Linked DNA regions of Homo sapiens: region 2 is linked to region 1. Evidence: chromatin loops called from intact Hi-C (ENCODE). Cell type or tissue: sigmoid colon. All regions are shown on one strand. Links, peaks and the distances in the headings refer to the core of each region. The heading gives the core; the rest is flanking DNA. Region 1 has its middle 20 kb from the start of LINC02219. Region 2 overlaps PIK3R1 (phosphoinositide-3-kinase regulatory subunit 1).

Region 1 (12,828 bases), core at 2,148-10,147:
ACCAGCCTGGCCAACATGATGAAACCTTGTCTCTACTAAAAATGCAAAATTTAGCCAGGCGTGGTGGCACATGCCTGTATTCCCAGCTACTAGGGAGGCCAAGGTAGGAGAATCGCTTGAACCTGGGAGGCGGAGTTGCAGTGAGCCAAGATCGTGCCACTGCACTCCCAGCCTGGGCAACAGAGCAAGAGTCTGTCTCAAAAAGAGATAAAAAATAAATAAATAAATAAATAAATAAATAAATAAAAGTACACCGTGTATAGGACACTTACCATGAATAGAGATTGCAGGACTGGAAGGTGCTCTCGGTGAGTCAGTGGGTGAGTGGTGAGTGGATGTGAAGGCCTAGGACATTACTGTAAACTACTGTAGACTTTATAAACACCTAGACTACATTAAGTTCATAACAATTTTTTTCTTCAAAAATGAATTAACTTTAACTTACTATAACATTTTTATTTTCTGAACTTAAATTTTTTTTTAACACTTTGACTTGAGTCATGTAGTGCATTGTACTGCAATGTTACAGTGGGTATGATATTGCTAGGCAATAGGAATTTTTCAGCTCCATTATAATCTTATGGGACCACTGTCCTATTATATGCAGTCTGTCATTGACCAAAGCGTTATTATGCGGAGCATTACTGTACATTATGTATTTGCTTCTCCACTCAATTATGATCTGGAAGACAGAATCCATGTCTTTTTTTTTTTTAATCTATTTAAGCTCCTCTGAGCAAAGTGCCTGGCTTGGAGCAATGCTCTAATAAATGTCTGTTGAATAAATGAATAAGTCCTGCATTTGCAGTACTGTATAGGCAACTGAGACAAGGTTCGAGTGTACTCAATTTTACTTCAGAAAGTATTCTACCAGTGGCCAGCACCATGCCAATGTCGAGTCCCTCCAAGATAATGTCTCTGATTTTCTTGGTCTCCCAGTGTTCCTTATCATAACATATAGGTATTGGGGTTTCAAATGTTACTGACTCAGACATAGTTAATCACAGTTATCATGGTATTAGAGATAAGAGCTGATGGAAAAATGAAAATAAGAGATAAGGAAAGTTTCAAAACTTACTGCTATGGTCTGAATGTTTGTGAGTCCCCCCTGCCATCCCTCCCAATTCCTTTTTTTTTTTTCTTTTTTTTTTTTTTGAGATGAAGTCTCATTCTGTCACCCAGGCTGGAATACAGTGGCGTGATCTCGACTCACTGCATCCTCTGCCTCCTGGGTTCAAGCAATTCTCCTGCCTCAGCCTCCCAAGTAGCTGGGATTACAGGTGTGCACCATCACACCCAGCTAATTTTTATATTTTTAGTAGAGATGGGATTTTGCCATGTTGGCCAGGCTAGTCTCGAACTCCTGACCTCAGGTGATCTACCCGCCTCGGCCTCCCAAAGTGCTGGGATTACAGGCGTGAGCCACTGTGCCTGGCTATCCCCCCTCAATTCTTATGTTGAAGTCTTTATCCCCAAGGTGATGGTATTAGAAGGTGAAGCTTTTGGGAGGTGATTAGGTAATGAACTTGGATCTCTAATGAACAGGATTAGTGCCCTTATAAAAGAGGCCTAACCGGATGTGGTGGCTCACAGCTGTAATCCCAGCACTTTGGGAAGCCGAGGTGGGAGGATCACTGAAGGCCAGGAGTTCAAGACCAGCCTGGGCAACATAGCAAGACCCTCCAACCCCATCTGTACAAAAATATATATATATATATTGTTGAGACAAAGTTTTGCTCTTGTTGCCCAGGCTGGAGTGCAATGGCGTGATCTCGGCTCACCACAATCTCCGCCTCCCAGGTTCAAGTGACTGTCCTGCCTCAGCCTCCCGAGTAGCTGGGATTGCAGGCATGTGCCACCATGCCCGGCTAATTTTGTATTTTTAGTAGAGACAGGGTTTCTCCATGTTGGTCAGGCTGGTCTTGAACTCCTGACCTCAGGTGATCCTCCTGCCTTGGCCTCCCAAAATGCTGGGATTACAGGCATGAGCCACCACGCCCGGCCTCAAAAAATATTCTTTTAATTAGCTGCGTGTGGTGGTGCAAGGCTGTAGTCCCAGCTACTTGGGAGGCTGAGGCAGGAGGATCACTTGAGCCCAGGAGTTCAAGTGAGCTATGATTGCACCACTGTACTCCAGTCTGGGTGACAGAGTCAGACCCTGCCTCTTAAAAAAATAAATAAGGGTCCCAAAGGTTACCCCTTGCCCTTCCACCATGTGAGGACACGGTGAGAAGGCACCCTCTATGCACCAAGGAAACGTCAGCCTTAAGCAGACACCAAATCTGCTGCCTTTATCTTGAACTTCCCAGTCTGCAGAACTTTGAGAAATAAATTCTCCTTGTTTTTAAGCCACCGTATCTATGGCATTTTGGTATAGCAGCCTGAATGAACCAAGACACTTATTTGGAAGAATAACTTTATTATGCTTCCCTTAATAGAGCTTCTGATTGATGCTACTCGTGATTACAACTTTGAGCAATTAATTTTATCCCTTTGAGGGTCAGTTTCTTCACTAGTAAAGGGGAGAAGACATTGTGTCATTCCATCCCTAATATTCTGTGTAATCTATGAGTTTTTTTGGCCCATGGGTGAAAATAATACAGTTGATTTGGTCAATGTGCGGATTATTTTGGGTCTCTTCATTTCTATGTTTTCAGCTGCTGCTTCTTTTTTTTTTTTTTTTTTTTTTTTTTGACAGCGTCTTGCTCTATCACCCAGGCTAGAGTGCAATGGTGCAATCTCAGCTCACTGCAACCTCTGCCTCCCGGGTTCAAACGATACTCCTGCCTCAGCCTCCCAGGTAGCTGGGATTACAATTGTGTGCCACCATGCCTGGCTAATTTTGTATTTTTTTTTTTGTAGAGATAGGGTTTCACCATGTTGGCCAGGCTAGTCTCAAACTGCTGACCTCAAGTGATCCACCCACCTTGGCCTCCCAAAGTGCTGTGGAGGCACGAGCCACCACACCTGGCCTCAGGGTCTCTTCATTTCTTAAGTCTGTAAGTCACAATGTGGCCATCTAAATATATAGATAGTGAGGAGAAGTAGAACCTACTGACTCACTGTCTGAATGCTTAGATGGCCATATTGCGACTTGCAAGCTTAAGAAATGAAGAGACCCAATATAATCTCACACTGACCAAGTTGACTGCATTATTTTCTCCCCATAGGCCAAAAGAAGCATCTCAGAATCCTCAAGAAACAACAAAATATGTTCATACTTTCAAAAATATTCTTCTAATATCTTAAACTGGTATTTAAAAACAGGGTAAAGGGCTTTTCTACTTTAAAAAAGTTCCAGCACTGTAATACAACTGGAAGAGTCCCAGCCAAAAAGGCTTGACTTTTGACTATCTGGGCAGCGATAGAGCATGCACTCAAAATGAAAAGAAGATGACATGATGCTTAGACTATGCTTCAAAACCCACCCCCCCACAACAAAATGAATGCGGGAGTGGAGGAGCTCGGATGATGTAAGAACAAGTATCTCAAGGGTATGTGAAGAAATTAATAGTGAGCAATATCCAGTAGCTTCCAGTTGGCCAGCCTATTTTAACCCAGGAAAATAAAAGGCATTGCTAACAAATTTTGGTCCCCTTAACAAATGGAACAATATTCAGAAGAAGATGAAGATACAGCAGTGACCCAAGCAGACAAAATCCTTGCCCTGTGGAGCTTAAAATTTTGAGAATACTAAATAGGGGTCACTTTGGCCAGAGAATTCATTTCTATTTTCAGTTCCATGAATGTCCACTATATTATGAGCACTGAACAGAGGGGAGGATTATCATAAAGTTAATGAGCTTTTAGTTTCACAGCCGCTTACTTTCACAGGCCCTTCCAAGGTTCTGTGTGTCCTTCGCAGGGATTTAAGGTATAGCTGGATGCATGGAGAGCCACGCCAGCCAGAGGGTCAATCTCTACATTCTCGGTCTGTGTGGAAGGCTGGTAGGTTGAACGTACTCTCAATTTTTGCTGACCTCCAGTGATGCCCTGCAACATGTGGAGCCTCCCCAGGTATCTGAAATCCAACTCTGGCACCAAGGAGAAGGTTTGGAATGAGATGCTCCACCACTCTCTGCTCAGGGTTCTCCAGACAAAGGCCCCACCACCAGCATCTCGAGCCCTGCCCTTTCCACCCAGGACACCAAATGGGATGCTGGATCAGTTGCTGAGACAATGGCCAAAGGGTCAGCTGGAGCCCTGCCCAGCAAGATCAAAGGTCTGGAGTCTCTGAGGAATTTTCTTAGAGCACGAAGCACCTCTGGAGCAAGAGATTGTTTCAGCTGTGGCATGACCAATAATTCTCAAGCTGAAAGATTATTTTCTAAGCCATTAATAACAAAAAACATATTTCTATCTGCCATGCCAGAAAAAAAAAAACAAAATTATCTTTCTATTCTCTTTACACAAAATAGTATTATAAAGTTTTGGTTATTTGAGGAACGATCAAAGAGGATAAAGTAAAAAAAGTAGGGAAAAGAAATGTTACATAGGTGGATCAAACAGTGAAGTTATGATAATAACAATAATTCTTAATACTAATGGTAATGATGCTATTTTTCTGGATGCTTTTTAAAGTTTGTCATTTGTTATGGTTTCTTCTCTTATTCTAAGTAGATATTTACTCTTGGGCTTAATTTCATATTCTTTTTCATAAAGAGGGCTCCATATTTTATAAGCTTTGCAATAACCTGGATCTACCCTTGACCGAGTTCCTTTTCTTGAAGAGTGGGGCAGGAATCACTAAAATCACAAGAAACCAATTCCTACAACTTTTCTTTGCTCCATTAAATCCTTACCCTCTCCTATTTGATCTTGAATCTATTATAGAAGCTTAGAAGATTCAAATGCCAATAAGGAGTGTTCAAAATATCTAAATCCATGACTTGCCTGACCCAATCTCATTGAAAAAGCAAAGCATTAACTCTGTCTTCCTAATTTGGAAGAAGACAGGTTTGCCTGGATCAGTTTTTGGAAAGGAATTACTTTAGAAATACCGATCTCCGAAAAAAATAGAAGAGCATATCATTTCGTTTGTATGTTTCTTTTGAAATTAGTTATTAATACAGAGGCAATCACTTTTGAATGTCTTTGTACCGTACACCAACCCATATTTTCCATCTATTCAGGAGGGAAGAGCAAGGCTGAGAGCCAGCAAAGGGCAAAGAAATGACTGCCCATTTTGTTGCAACACCAAAAAACTCTTGATTTATCAGTGTGTTTGACATACTCTTTTTCGGCGGGGTGGGGAGGAGGTGATGGGCTGGTGGAAATAAAGACTTGTAAATTTTGTAAATGCGAGTCCTCTAAAGTAGGCCAATTGGTCAGCTGCAAACTTGGCAGCATCGTGAAGCATGTGTGCTGGGCAGCTTCGGAACACGATGTTCTGTTTCACTTCTGAGAGCAGGGGAAAATGGAATAAGGGCTCAACCCAGGACAGAGAGAGAGAGAGCTCAGCAGCGACCTGCGAAAGGGCCCAAAGACAAAGGAAACAGTAAAGAATAAAAGCCCAGCATCATTAGACTGCTGACCACAACGCTGAAAAAAGAGAGAGAGAAAGAATGTGAAAGTGTCTGAGAGAGGTGCTGTGGTTCTGATGCTTGCTGAAGCTAAGTTCTGGAAAATTCAGAGCAGTTGTGTGATTGATGATTAAAAGTAATAACTCAGTGTTTTATGTAAGAGTAATGATGAAATTTCGTAAAAGTTCTTGGAAATAATGCTGAATCTTATTGAGTCTACAAACCTTGAACCATAAAACAAAGTGTGGCATGAAGGAAAAAAAAGTTTGAAACACAGACTCCTATAGCTCCAAATTTAAAAAGAACTTGTTAGGGCTTTTTTTTTTTTTAAACTAAATTTACATTTCATATTGTTTTAATAAATATTCGGCTACTAAATAATAATATATAACTTATAAAAATAACAAAGTGTTTGGCATATTTGAGTAGTCACCCTTCTCAGATATTTTCAAATGATTTATGAGTAAATAAACTGAATAAAGTGCAAAAAAATATGGACTTGTGTTAACAGTTCAACAAAAACAGGTACTAATAGTAAAGTATACGTTAATTCATAAAACATTTTGTTTAATGGCACCAACTGCTCATATCTTGAGATTGGTTCTTTCTTTTAATTAAGTGATTTTGAATTATGTCATGGTGACATTCTATTAGAATCATTTATAACTGATAGCATGTAATGAATAACCACATATATTTGTCTTCAAATATCTGGTGTTATCATAAACTTGAAAGGACAGAGATCAAGCAAGTGATAATTGCTTAATTCCATATGTACACTATCATTTAAACATATTAAGTTGAAAATAAATTCTTAAGGAATATCTCCATCTTGATTTATTGCACAGAAGTTCAAGTATAAATGCAAAAATGGTTATTACTCAGTGGCACCTCTTCTTCCTCCATGTATGTGCCAAAAGAGAAAGACAAAAGAAAAAAAAAGCCACCTATTTATTAGTGTAAAAAGGAGACTATGGTGGCCAAAAGACTCAGCTGGTCTTTGTAAAGGAGTTTATAGCTTTCAGCTGAAATCTCTAAGTGAGAATTCTCATTCCCAGCTGCTGGCTCCCTGGGAGCTCTCCGTGGCCTCTGACCTCATTTCCATGGAGACAGAGGTGGGAAGGGTAAAAAATAAGTTAAGGGGGAAACTTTTCTTAAGGCAGTATTTCCAAATCCCCACTCCTCTAACACTAATGACTGTCCAAGTTAAAGCTGGCCACACATCACTATTTGAAATCACTTTCAGTTTTTCAAGGGTGAATGGCTAAAAATGAGGCATTTGATTGTAAAGATACATTTGCAGAAATAAAAGAAAATACCTGACGTATTTGATACTGTTTAATTGAAGCTCTAAATGAAAGCAAAATGGCTGCTAACATTCAACAATGGAGAGAGAATTCTAGCATGTTTTGGGGTCTGGTTTGTGGCCGAGTTCTGTGAATGTTATATGTTAGAGTTCTGCAGACCTCTGTACCTGTGGGGGTTGATGCTCCCTTAAACATAAGAAAAGTGAGATCTTTGTTAGAAGAACTTGAAAAGGGATGATTCTCCTCACATATCCGTTAATCCATTCCCTTGCCTATCAGCCTTTCTTCCTGACCATTTAACTGAAGCTAATAAAAACTATCACGATACTACAACTACTGCTACACCTGGCTACCAGCAGCCATTTTTTTTAAAGTTATTACTGCATTCCTGCTACTGTATGATGTGTTTTCTCACTTTACTGTAGTCTCTTAAGAAAAACTCTTTTTATCTGGGAACAGTTCAAATATACACAAAAGCAGAGAAAATCAAGTGTTGAGCCCCATGTACCCGTCACTCTCTCATGGCAATCATCGATACATGACCACTTCTGTTTTATTCATACCCCCACCCATTCTTCCATTTACGATTTTGAAGCAAATCTTATATATTTTTATCCATGAATATTTTAGTTTGTATTTATAGAACACAGGACTCATTAAAATTAAACACAATAGGCTGGGCACAGTGGCTCAAGCCTGTAATGTTAGCATTTTGGAAGGCCGAGGCAGGCAGATCCTTTGAGTCCAGGAGTTGGAGATCAGCCTGAGCAATGTGGCAGAACTGCATCTCTACCAAAAGAAAAAAAAAAGCCAGGGTGTGGTGGCACATGCCTGTAGTCCCAGTTATTTGGGAGGCTGAAGTGGGAGAATTGCTTGAGCCCAGGAGGCAGAGGTTGCAGTGAGCGTAGAGATTACACCACTGCACGCCAGCCTGGGCAACAGAGCGAGACTCTGTCTCTAAAAAATAAAAATAAACTCAGTATGATTATCACACCTAAAATATCAAGAATTTCCTACTATCAACAAATATCAAGTTAGTAAGTCTGTTTTCTGAATTAATTATTATTGTTGCTGTTATACTATTATTCACATTTTACAAATACAAAACTGAGGGAAAGAAAAGTTTAAAATCCTGCACAATATCTCACAGAAGATATGGAGGCAAGCATGGGTTAAAATCCAGATATAGGGCAGGCGCAGTGGCTCACACCTATAATCCCAGCACTTTGGGAGGCCAAGGTGGGAGGATCACAAGGTCAGGAGTTCAAGACCAGCCTGGCCAGTATGGTGACACCCCTTCTGTACCAAAAATACAAAAACGAGCCGGGCGTGGTGGCAGGCGCCTGTAGTCCCAGCTACTCGGGAGGCTGAGGCAGGATAATCACTTGAACCCAGGAGGGGAGATTGCAGTCAGCCGAGATCGCACCACTGCACTCCAGCCTGGGCTACAGAGCAAGACTTGGTCTAAAAAAAAAAACCGGATATAGCTGAGTATAAAGCCTGTGTTTAGTTGGGTAAGTAAGCTCCGAAAGTCACAAGGGTAACAGCAATAAAATAATGATAGCTAACTTTTTTTGTACTTATGATGACTAAACTTTGTTCTAATTCCTTGTTTTAACTCATTTGATTTTCACAATAACCCTTTGAGGTAGGTGCTATTATTCCCATTTTACAGATGAGGAAATGAAGGAACACAGGAGTTAGGCAACAGCTAGCAAGCAGTGCATCCAGTCAGGGGCACATTCAGTCACTCGCCTGCTTATTCATTCATTCATTGGCTTTTCTTCTTATATATCTTCATAGCTATGAATCTGTGCATCTACATGTCTACTTATTTGAATAGATAATATATTCTCATGGCTCAAAACTCAAGAGGTTCAAAATGGTACATACGGAAAAATCTGTGTTACCTCTGTCCCAACCATTCAGTTTCTATCCCCAGAGGCATCAATATTTTTGGTTTCCTGGGTATCCTTTTGTAGATATCTTATGCACATACAAGTAAATTCACATCCTTCTCCTCCTTTTTTTTTTTTTTGAAACAGAATCTTGCTTTGTTACCCAGGCTGGAGTGCAGTGGCACAGTCTCAGCTCACTGCAACCTCTGCCTCCCAGGTTCAAGCAATTCACCTGCCTCAGCCTCACTAGTAGCTGGGATTACTGGCACTCGCCACCATGCCTGGCTAATTTTTGTAATTTTAGTAGAGACAGGGTTTCACCATGTTGGTCAGGCTGGTCTTGAACTGCTGACCTCAAGCAATCCACCTGCCTCGGCCTCCCAAACTGCTGGGATTGCAGGCGTGAGCCACCACGCCTAGGCTCCTCCTATTTTTACATGGAAGGCAGCACACTAGACAAAGGTTTTGCATTTACAGTTTTTCACTTAGCATATTTTGGAACTTCATCACTCTCTTTTACACAGAGTCCATGCTACTCCAACCTGCCCATTAATACTGGCAAGCAAACCCAGGTCTGAATTTCTAAGTCTTTAAATTTTAACTGCCATGTAAATATTTAATGATGAATTGGAACTTCCATGTTTTCCCAGCTCAGACTTTGAGCCTGCCTAAGCGCTCTTTAAAATCAATTCATTCTGCTATCATTGCTTCAAGCAATGGCCTGAAACTTACTCTAAAAGCAAAGCACATTGACTTATGTTCCCTGAGATCCTAGCAAAGTTTTATTTAAAAATAATCCAATGTTGTAATCAACTAGCCTTTAGTTGTTCTTCAATTTATTCCTTTCATTTTGTGGTTACAATTTAAACTGTTCTCAAAAAGGACATACGATGGCTTGCAGTAAAATAGACTATCAATTGATGTAGTGAAATACAAATAACAGATAAAGATGGACAAAATATTGTTAAATGTTTCTTCTGAGAATTTCTAATCACACGGGTTTGGGACCATAATTGCCAATATCTGTATGGTATTTAAAAAGATCCTGGCCAGGCACAGTGGGTCATGCTTGTAATCCTAGCACTTTGGGAGGCCAAGGCTGGCAGATCACCTGAGGTCAGGAGTTAGAGACCAGCCTGGCCAACATGGCAAAACCTTGTCTTTATTAAAAATACAAAAATTAGCCAGGCGTGGTGGTGAGCACCTGCAGTCCCAGCTGCTCGGGAGGCTGAGGAATGAGAATCTCTTGAACCTGGGAGGTGGAGGCTACAGTGAGTTGAGATCGTGCCACTGTACTACAGCCAGGGCAACAGATCGAGACCCTGTAATGATTTAAAAAAAAAAGAAAAAGATCCCAAATTGGTATTGCTCCTTAAATTCAGATCTCAAATGGACTTCTACATGTTGAATTCCATGGAATATCTGGCATCAACATTCTCTCTCTTACTTTCTGTACACACACACACACACACACACACACACACACAAACACACACAGACATACATACAAATAATAACTTGGAGAGACAAGCCACCATGAATAAGAATCAGCAAAACAGGAAACTATAGAAACGGACCCACAAAGATGGTAGATATTGGAATTATCAGATAAAAATATAGTTAGAAATAGAAAGACTTCAAAAGGAATGAAAATATAAGAGAGATCAGGAGATACTGAGGATGAGGCGAGATAATCTAATGTAATCAGATTTCTAAAAAGATAATAGGAAGAATGAAGAAAAACAATATTTGAAAGAAAACAATAAAAAATTTAACAGACTTTAAGTTATATAAAAATTGTAGAGTTGAATTGTTATATCTATTACAAGACTAATTCTTAGATTCAGACATCCCAACAAATCTCAAGCAAGTTAAATAGAAATCTATACTTAGACACTTATAGGGAAACTATGAAAGTAAAACAAAAAAGAAAAAGAAATCCATTAGAAAGAATGAGAAAGCTTTACTACCAAAGAAGAACAATTAATTTGACAGTTGACTTGCAACATGGAAGTGAGAAGACAGTGGAATACTATTTTTAAATTGTTGGAGATAAAATAACCATGATCATATAATTGTTTACATAGTAAAACTACCATTTAATAGAAAGATGAAATAAAGAATTTTTCATACAAATATTGAGAAAGTTTACCACCATCAAAACTTAAAAGATTTGATGAACTCCTACGTGATAGATTTTGTAAAGAAGAAAATGGATCTTGGAGGATCTCAATTTCAAGAAAATAATATGCTAATATCTAAAAGCAAAGATGGAATTAAACAATAACATCTAATTTCTGGAGTTGCAAATAAATTTTAAAACAAAATGCTCGATTAAGAAATCACATATCTGCCAGGCGCATGCCTGTAATCCCAGCACTTTGGGAGGAGGAGGCGGGCGGATCACGAGGTCAGGAGATCAAGACCATCCTAGTTAACACAATGAAACCCCGTCTCTACTAAAAATACAAAAAATTAGCCGGGCGTGGTGGCAGGCGCCTGTAATCTCAGCTACTTGGGAGGCTGAGGCAGTAGAATGGCGTGAACCCGGGAGGCAGAGCTTGCAGTGAGCCGAGATCTGGCCACTGCACTCCAGCCTGGGCGACAGAGCGAGACTCCATCTCAAAACGGCAACAAAAACAAAACAAAACAAGAAGAAATCATATGTCAGGAGAAATGCCATTTAACATTAAAACATCATAAGCTTCTTATACTCTTCAGATTAGAAGTATTAATTAAATTTGGACTTTTGAAAATTAAATATGCAAGTTAAAAATTTTAGGATAACCACAAAAACTACAGTGGAAAAAATGGAATGAAGAAAAACTAAATCTGAAACAACCCAAAGAAGTAAAAATGGGGAAAAGCAAAACAAAACAAAAAAAATCGACCAGGCACAGCGGCTCATGCCTATAATCCCAGCACTTTGGGAGGCCGAGGCGGGTGGATCACCTGAGGTCAGGATTCGAGAGCAGCCTGGCCAACATGGAGAAACCCTGTCTCTATTAAAAATACAAAAATTATCCGGGCATGGTAGCAAGTTCCTGTAGTCCCAGCTACTCGGGAGGCTGAGGTAGGAGAATCACTTGAACCCGGGAGGCGGAGGTTGCAGTGAGCTGAGATCATGCCACTGCACTCCAGCCTGGGTGACAGAGCAAGACTGTCTCAAAAAAAAAAAAAAAAAAGAAAGAAAGAAAGAAAAAGAAAAATCGGAGTGTATAGACTGTGAAAGTGAGATGGTAGAAATGAATTAAAAGGTAGGTGGACTAAAATCCCCAATTATGATACTATCAGATTGAATTTTTTTAAAAAGGTAATTCACTATTTTACAAATGCCACATTCAGCCAAAACTTAAGTGCAGAGAAAGATTTAAAGTCAAAAGATGGAAAACTAGACAATAAGCAGATATCAAAAGAAAGTTAGCAAGACTATTTTAGTATCAAAGTAGACTTTAAGCCTGAAAGCCTTTACCAAATATACTGAAATAGTTTTAATTAATCAGGAAGATATAGCTACTCTAATTCATATAGTGCAATAATATGGCTTCAGAATATATAAAATAAATATGAAAAGAGCTACAAGGAGAAACTGACATGACAAATCCGTTGTCACACTGTATCTGCAGTTCTCAAACTTCAGTGAGCATTCGAGTCACCTTGATGGCTTGTTAAAACACAGATTGCAGCCAGGTGTGGTGGCTTTGGGAAGCTGAGGTGGGCAGATCACCTGAAGTCAGGAGTTTGAGACCAGCCTGGCCAACATGGTGAAACACTGTCTCTACTAAAAATACAAACAATAGCTAGACGTGGTAGTGCATGCCTGTAATCCCAGTTATTCAGGAGGCTGAGGCAGGAGAATTGCTTGAACCCTGGGGGCAGAGGTTGCAGTGAGCCAAGATGGTGCCCTGCACCCCAGCCTGGGTAACAGAGCAAGACTCCATCTTAAAAAAAAAGCAAAAAACCAAAAAAACAAAACACAGATTGCTGGGTCCCACCCTGGGAGTTTTTGAGTTTTTGATTCCGTAGGTTGAGTAGGGCCTGAGAATTCCCATTCCCAGAATGTTCTCCCCTTGAGAACTAGTACTGCACAGAAGTCCTGCA
Region 2 (8,000 bases), core at 1-8,000, 96 kb before region 1:
AAATATCATCCTGTCAGCATATATAATAGAAGGGAAATATAAAGGTAGAGAAATGATGTAGAAAAGTGTTATTTATTAAGATCCATTATTGTGTCACTCCTTAGGCCCCTCAAACTAACAAGACTTAGCACACCCCAAATCTCAAAAAGCTAAAGATTAAATAGTAAATACATATCCATGCAACTCTCATGCAACCAACATGCCAATTCCTCTTCCCCTTTTCTCATAAATTACACAGGCATTTTTTTAATTAAAAAAAACTTTAATGTTGGCTCTGAAAATGGAATTACTTAATAAAGGTTTGTCTCATTCCAGAGTCTTATCAACACAATCATTTCTGCAGGCAAATATGAAAGTCAAATTAAATGATAATTAAAGATTTCATCTAATTGTGATTGAAATATGCACCCAAAAGTTGTTATATTGCTGGGCTGGCAAATGCTCCATACAAAAGGATTTCCAGCTCTTTCTTCATTAAGCTTGAAAAAATTTTTTAAAAAAGCAAAACTTCCTTGCTTTCCTTTGTCTTTTCAATGTTTTTTCGGCAAAAAGTGTTAGTTTACCTGCAGTATCCTGAGCTACAAAACATTATATGTTTTACACATTACTCATTCAGGTGTTGGACCAAGTTTCTGAAAAGCACTGTGCTACACCAAGTCAGGATCTGTGAGAACACTGGAACTTTTCTCAAAAGGCACACCAGATTGCTTTAAAAAGAAAAAAAAATACACATGGGTACTAGGAAGTGTAAGTACTCTTTTTGTAATGTATTGAGTGACTCCCCACTGAATTTGTAATATTGAAAAAAGCTTTATCGCTCAAATGTATGAATCATCATAGCTGATCAGGATTTTGCAACTGGAGTTTAAAATGGTAAATTTTACAGGGATTTTTTTTTTTTTAAATAGCAATTCAAAGATTTTCTATTCCTTAGTACAAAATGTCTGCGAGTCAATCCATTTCCTCTTTAAAATATTTAGACATGGTGAATGTGAAAGTTCTACCCAAAAAGCTTTAAAGTTTATATCATCTACTTCCAACAATAGGATCAATTAGCATTGAAAGTCTAAAAAGTCTTTTAAAACAAAATATTAATTTTTATGACAATCCTAAAATCAACTATGCCTTTAATTTTACTAAATACACAAGGTCAAGAATTACTTTTCCATTAGATTCCACTTTAAGAAATTCCAACAGGAAATGACAATTGCTAGGAATTACCAAATTTGGCAAGGTGTTCTTTGAAAAGTCCACAATAAAGCACCATGTTACAAAGTTTGATAAACCAAAAAATAATAGTACTAAAAACAAAAAGATGCAAATATTATCAATTATATAGGGTGGGGTATGGAGCAAACACAAATTAACAGAGCACCATCCTCCAACAGTTTACATTTAAATTCTCATTACAGTTCAGCTTTTGATTTTTATACCTGAATAAGTAATGGGTTTTGGTTGTGAAGCTTGCTGTAGCACAGTGTATAAGTGTGGAGAACCAACTCCACTCTTAAGAATCTGGGCAAATTTGTTGATTCCTTTACTACAACCCAATCCCAGTTTTTCACTAGCTAAATCATTTTTCATTGAAAGAAATCAGTATTGCTTAGGAAGAAAAGGATAAAGATCAGCAGAAAGGTTTAAAAGTAGTGAATCCAAGACACGCATTATTTCAAAAGAAAGGAGGATTCAGCCTTCAATGTTGACCAGAACACCAATGAACTAGGTGTCCCAGGTTGTAGGAAGAATATTTGATGACACATCCGATGCTGCATTTTCCACTCGTTCTAGTTTTCCCCCTTTGCCCTGGTGACAGCCAATCACATGGAATAGAAAAAGAGCCTTCTCTCCAAACTTCAGCCCTTCCCAAACCACTAACATGGACAGGCCTCGACAGTCCTTGGGCACCAGCGGTGTGTGGGAGACAGTGGCATTCTTTGCATTAAGTGATGCCAACACCGTTATGAAGTGCAAAATGAAACCACCACACAGTTGCACCTTCTGGAGGCATTCACCATAAAAAAAGATATTTTGAAGTTAGTGCCTGGCAGGGCCCACTGGAAAGTTTAAGCTGAAACACTGGGACTCCAGAGGCTGCCCAAGCCAAATATTTCATTACTGATGGAAGCAGTTTGGAAGTGTGTGAAAAACTGCCACTTACCTCTAAAAATGTAATACAAAGAAAAGAAAGTGTATATGCAAAGTGTGGATCAGTATTATATCAAGATGTTTGTCTGCTAACTGCTGCTGAGTCAAAGCTGTTTCTGTCTGAATCTCTCTCAGGACTTCAAGTGAAAAATGTATATTCTGGTGGGCAAATCTAATCCCAATTCTTTTCTTAAATAAACCTTTAAAGCATATTCATACTTTATGCTTGTAATGATTAACACCCTGAACTTTAAACTTATTAAGCTTTACGGGTGACACTACAACAAATGATGGCCTGTGCTCTTTGACTAAGCAAAAACAAAGCAAAAAAAACAACGATGACTTCCTTAATTTTGGGACACATCTGTTTAATCAGTAGTAAAAAAGTGATTAGAAGCAGAGCTTTAAAGCCAAAGAGGCTTAGGTTTTAATCCTTGCTTTGCCACTTACTGAATTCAGTAGTCTTGGGCAAGTTAGTTAACTTGAATCCCATTTATTCATCTGTAAAATGGGAGTAATTATGTGCAGTAATAAGGATTAAATAATATATATATATAAACATGACAGGCATCGTGCCCAGTATGTAGAAAGCACAAACTAATAGGTAGTTATTATTGTTAGAATTAGTCATGTAATCTTTATTATTGTTTAGATTATGGAAATACCCGATTGCAATTGCAGGTTTTAAGACCAGAAATTATCATACTTAGACTGTTCTCAATACTTTTCTAAGGAAGCAAGCTGGAAGCACATTTGCATTTTGCCTTGTATATATTTGCATTTTGCCTTTGTATATATAAACAATACTCAAAATCTTCAGAAGTCAAAACCAAAATATTTTCAATTTATCATACTTTCCCCAAAAGGACCACAATACTAATATATTTGAGATATTAGACTTCAGTTTTCTGAATGTGAAGACAAAATGAAGTTGGAATGACTGTGTGCTAAATTATATTGAGTGTGGCCGAAACAAGAGCTTTTTTTTTTGGAGGAAGAAGGAGAAAAAAAGTATGCGCAACTGAAAATGAGAGTACAAAGAGTAGATGTGGAAATAAATCTTCAGCCATAACTACATTATTTTCAGAGATAACTAGCAGGAGGGAATTAAAAGAGTTGCCGACAGATTTAAACTAGAAGTTTGCAAATCTCCTCAGATATCCTAATTAGTCTTTAATATCGTTAAGTTTATCTTCTCTCATTTATCTCTCCTGCTGCACAGCTAAAAACAAATGAAAGGGAATTGAGATCCTCTGTCCATTCGTTTTATTTCTAGACAACAGACTGGTATAGAAAACAAACAGCAGGCAAAGATCTTATTAAACCTAAGCAGACCTAACAGCTTTGTTTCTGACGGGCTTAGCTAAAGCCTCAGAGTTAGGAGGTAACTGAAATGCAAGATTACATTTAATCTTTGACAGGCTAGCCTAATTAATTGTGATCCTTATCACCTAAATTGGAGTTTGATTCTAAGATTACAATTTACGGTGTACAGCAAATTAAAATAGCTAGGCAGGATGTAAATGGGGAAGAAAGGGATTTCCTCCTCTCCTCACCAGAAAAATAATTTATACCTGAGTCCACAGGATTTTTGAAGCCAATGATTTATAAGGAAAGTTGGTCTTTCGGTGTGCTAAGAAAGATTTCATACGAAGTATGACCCAGAAGCCCCCAAAAAGAAAAAAGACAAATCACAGGCCATGACACACAGTGGGCGGTAGGCTGTTTGCTGAATGAATGATTAGTACTGAACATCAACTAGGAGCCACATTCCCACAGTAAGTATTTTACAGAAATATTTTCATTTATTTTTCATAGCAGTTCAAAGGTGTATAGTCTCTATTATCCCCAGTTTAAAGGCAAGGAAACTATTTGTCCAATGTCACAAAGCTCTTAAGTAATGCCTATGTATTTAGTTTGGGCTTGTCTTCCCTGCGCCAGAGTATACAAGTGCCAGTCAAGGAAAGAAGCTTATAGTAAGTTTCCCAACACTTCCTGCAAGCCTCCCTTCTTTAAAAGGTATCTGCAATAAGGGTGTTATGAAACACACAGATATCTGATGGTCAATCCCACAAGGGAATAACCTTAATACTTTCTGATTATGCTCAAGTTAAATGATCTTGATAATAGCAGTTTTTGTACTTCCTCCCCAAATAACAAGTTAATATATTCCCTCTCATTATGAACTACTTTGAAATGCAGATAATTAACACTGTAAATGGAAAAGCAATAGGAGCCCCTATTAATAACCAGAGAAAGGCAGGGGCATTCCAGATGAACCACACTATCTCTGGCTGAGGGCAAACTTGTGGAGACACTTCTTTCCTACTTACATGTGATGATAAATTTCAGAGTCAAACTTATAAAATGTCATGTTAGAAATGCTTAAAAATAATAAAGCAGAGTTGTAAAATGTAACTTGAGAAGCTGCGATGTCACAAGCAATTGAAGGATCCCCTGATTAGTATTAGGAGAGGGCAGGGGGATGGAGAGGAACTGGACAGAAAGATGCTACTGGCAGACTAGAGACCAGAAAGAAGCTTTGGATCCAGGCTGGGACCTCACTGACAGTGCAGAAGCAGGCCACTGGCTGACCAAGGAGAAAGTGAGTGGGTAGAGAGAGAGAAACTGCCAAAAAGGCAAGTTTGTCCAGCCAGACCGAACAAGCACTCTTAAGAAAGCCTGGATGGAAATAAGGAGAAAAAAGCAGCACCAGATTCCTTTTAAATAACTATAGAGAGTAGGGGGTTTTTTCTCTGACATTTTTAAATATCCTGAAAAGTTGAAAGAATTGTTTAGTGAACGCCCACATTATCTTTCACCTAGATTCTACGATTAACATTTTCATATTTGCTTTATTTACATATTTATCTGCCAGCACATTTTTTTTAAAGATGCATTTTAAAGTCAGATGTGGAAGTCAGTTGCTACAGACTGAATTGTGTCCCTTCCCCCCAGATTCATGTTGACGCCCTGACCCTCAATGTGATAATATTTGGAGATGGGCCTTTGGGAGGCAGCTGAGTTTACAGGAAGTCATGAGGGCAAGTGCTCTCACGATGGGATTAGTGCCTTTATAAGAAGCAGCACCAGAGACCTTTCTCCCCACCCTTCCCATGTGAGATCACAGTGACAAGGTGGCAGCCTGGAGGCTAGGGAGAAGGCCCTCACCAGAACCCAACCACACTGGCACCCTGTGAGAAATAGATTTCTAAATGTCTATGGTGGTACAGACATAAACACCAGTCTGTGGTGTTTTGTTATGGTAACCCTGACCTAACACATCAGTACACTACACCCAAAGAGAGGAATGGAACCTTGTCTAGAAAATGTCAATGTCAAACACAAATTCTGTAAGTATTTAGTAAATAAATACCCTCTGCGTGTCAGAATATTCCCAAGGGCAGTAGTTTGAGGCAGTGGTTCCCCAACTTTAATGTACATATTAACAGCCTGATTCAGGAGGTCGGGGTGCAGTCTGGGATTCTGCATTTCCAACAGGCTCCCAGGTGATGCCCATGCTGCCGGTCCTCGGACCACAATCACACTTTGAGTAGCAAGGATTGGGGCTGAGCCCACCAGCCACAGAGAGAAAATCCAGACCATTGTGGGAGACAGAATCCCAATGATTGACCTTCTTACTGATAACTTGTTGCCTACATGCCTGAGTTTCACAGGCTGATCTTACACCAGACCCCAAATGATACTGACGGACCGGCGGGTCTAGCTATCATATCAAATTTGGTCTGATACCACAACGAATTAGGTATCAAAAGAGAGACTAGCAGCCAGGAGCTCTGCTGCCCTGTGCACTGTGTACTGATGAGTGGGGAGGGATTATGTGAGCCACAACTTGCCCAAGGTCCCACAGGAAGTTCAAGCCGAGGACCCAGGCCTCCTGATGCCCATGCCAGAGCCTTTCCTACCTCGCCACATTCAAGAGGACTTTGCTCTTTGTATCTCCTGTGGGGTGGGAGGAGTTAGGGAGGGACAGAAAATGTTAGGCTGATTACAAATCACTACTACTGCTGATTAATTCCCATGTAGTGAACACTTAGTGTAAGAAACTCTGCTCAGCGTTTAATCTCATTTAATCTGTACAACGCTCTAAGAAATTATCACTGTCCCCATTTTACAGATGAGAAAACTGAGATTAAGAAAAATTAAACAAGTTACCTAAAGTCATACCAGCAGTAAGAAATAAAGCTAGGATTTTACAGAACAGATGGGACTTCAAAGCCAATTGTAACCACTCTGTGAATCTAGGTTGCCTTTTTAGGCAGACAAACTGCATGATGCCATATGTGAGGTTAAAAAATCTTTACGTGACACTGATGGACAAGCACTTGGCGACAGTTGCAACCCTTAGTGACAAGAGGTGCATTTTTTTAACTTGAGCTTGGACTGGCAGGCCAGCTTTTCACCATCACCTCTGCTTTATCAGTATTGAAGCCTTGCCAGCTCACTCAGCCAGGCTAAATATTTTCAAGACAGCATTTATTAAATATTTTCTCATAAAGCTAAACAAAGCACATTCTTCCCCAAGGATGTAATGGGTTTTATCCAGCTAAATATAGCTGGCTAACTTATCACTTTTAGCAAGGTACAAAAGACTCTTCTAGTTAATCATCAGATGGACAGAGGGCCCTTCAAATCACTTTTTAAAAATATATATTTTGTAATGTATATTTGCAAGCATCACAAAATGAAATCTTAGTAAAATATGCTTAACAAATATATGAAGGGAGTTGAAGCATCCATGATCAAAAAGGGAGAGGAAGGGAAAGCAATGACCTGTGTGTGGAATTGCAGAGAAAAATAAAGGCAAGAAAGGCAAGAGGCCTGAAAACATTGTACAGAAAATTCCCTATCAGCTGGTGCAGAAGAAATGCATAAGAAAATAATATTTATTCAGACTTCATTTTAAAAGTTTGAAAAGATCACTGATATAAGACTATATATATTAAAAGGTAACAATTTTGAGATAAAAGTAAACACAATCCTTAACAATTGTGTAAGGAATCAGAGTTTAACAAAATGAAGCAATATACTTTCACTACTTCAGACAAAGGTGATTAATTCTGGTGGGCTAATACATCTTCATATCTCACAATAGACTATGATCAGTAGTGAAATAAACAAGAGGCTACTCACCTCTCTACTAAAGAAATTAATGGGCTTCTTCTGGTTATGGTTTTAGAATTATAATTTTAGATGGGTCAATTTGGGCAGATGTTGAACCCTATCACTACATTCTCAAAAAAGCTCAGGATAATAAATAGTACTATAGTTATTTGTGCCAAACCAATGCACTTAAAAAAAAACAACAACACACAAAACTGTGATATACAGAAGGCCCTATAGATATAGCAGAACTAAAATGTAGAATATATATATATTTCTACATATATAGATATATATGTAGAAATATATATATAGATATATATGTAGATATATGTATATATAGATATATATGTAGATATATGTACATATATAAATATATATGTATCTATGTATCTATATATCTATGTATGTATCTATATACATGTATCTACATGTATATATGTATACATGTATCTACATGTATCTACATGTATATATGTATACATGTATCTACATGTATCTACATGTATATATGTATACATGTATCTACATGTATCTACATGTATATATGTATACATGTATCTACATGTATCTACATGTATATATGTATACATGTATCTACATGTATCTACATGTATATATGTATACATGTATCTACATGTATCTACATGTATACATGTATCTACATGTATCTACATGTATACATGTATCTACATGTATCTACATGTATACATGTATCTACGTATACATGT

Evidence for each region. Hi-C counts contacts between places; a loop is a spot of excess contacts. Peaks named below come from ENCODE experiments on the same cell type or tissue, not always from the same donor. Only the 100,000 strongest peaks of a DNase experiment are listed, where the experiment ranks them.
Region 2: a loop joins it to region 1, with 3 times the contacts of the local background. A loop is called at or near these places in 2 of 110 quality-filtered maps.

The regions. Positions count from the first base shown.
Region 1 is chr5:68,163,858-68,176,685 of GRCh38, reverse strand. No RefSeq gene overlaps it. Among named protein-coding and RNA genes, the nearest start is that of LINC02219, 20 kb to the left of the region's middle. In sigmoid colon, for the core only: no CTCF peak of the experiment used is centred there; DNase peaks (open chromatin) are centred at 3,435, 4,175, 5,335 and 6,605; H3K27ac peaks cover 181 bases.
Region 2 is chr5:68,262,787-68,270,786 of GRCh38, reverse strand. All of the region lies in intron 2 of PIK3R1 (phosphoinositide-3-kinase regulatory subunit 1), which reads right to left. Among named protein-coding and RNA genes, the nearest start is that of PIK3R1, 51 kb to the right of the region's middle. In sigmoid colon, for the core only: no CTCF peak of the experiment used is centred there; no DNase peak of the experiment used is centred there; H3K4me3 peaks cover 1,200 bases; H3K27ac peaks cover 1,344 bases.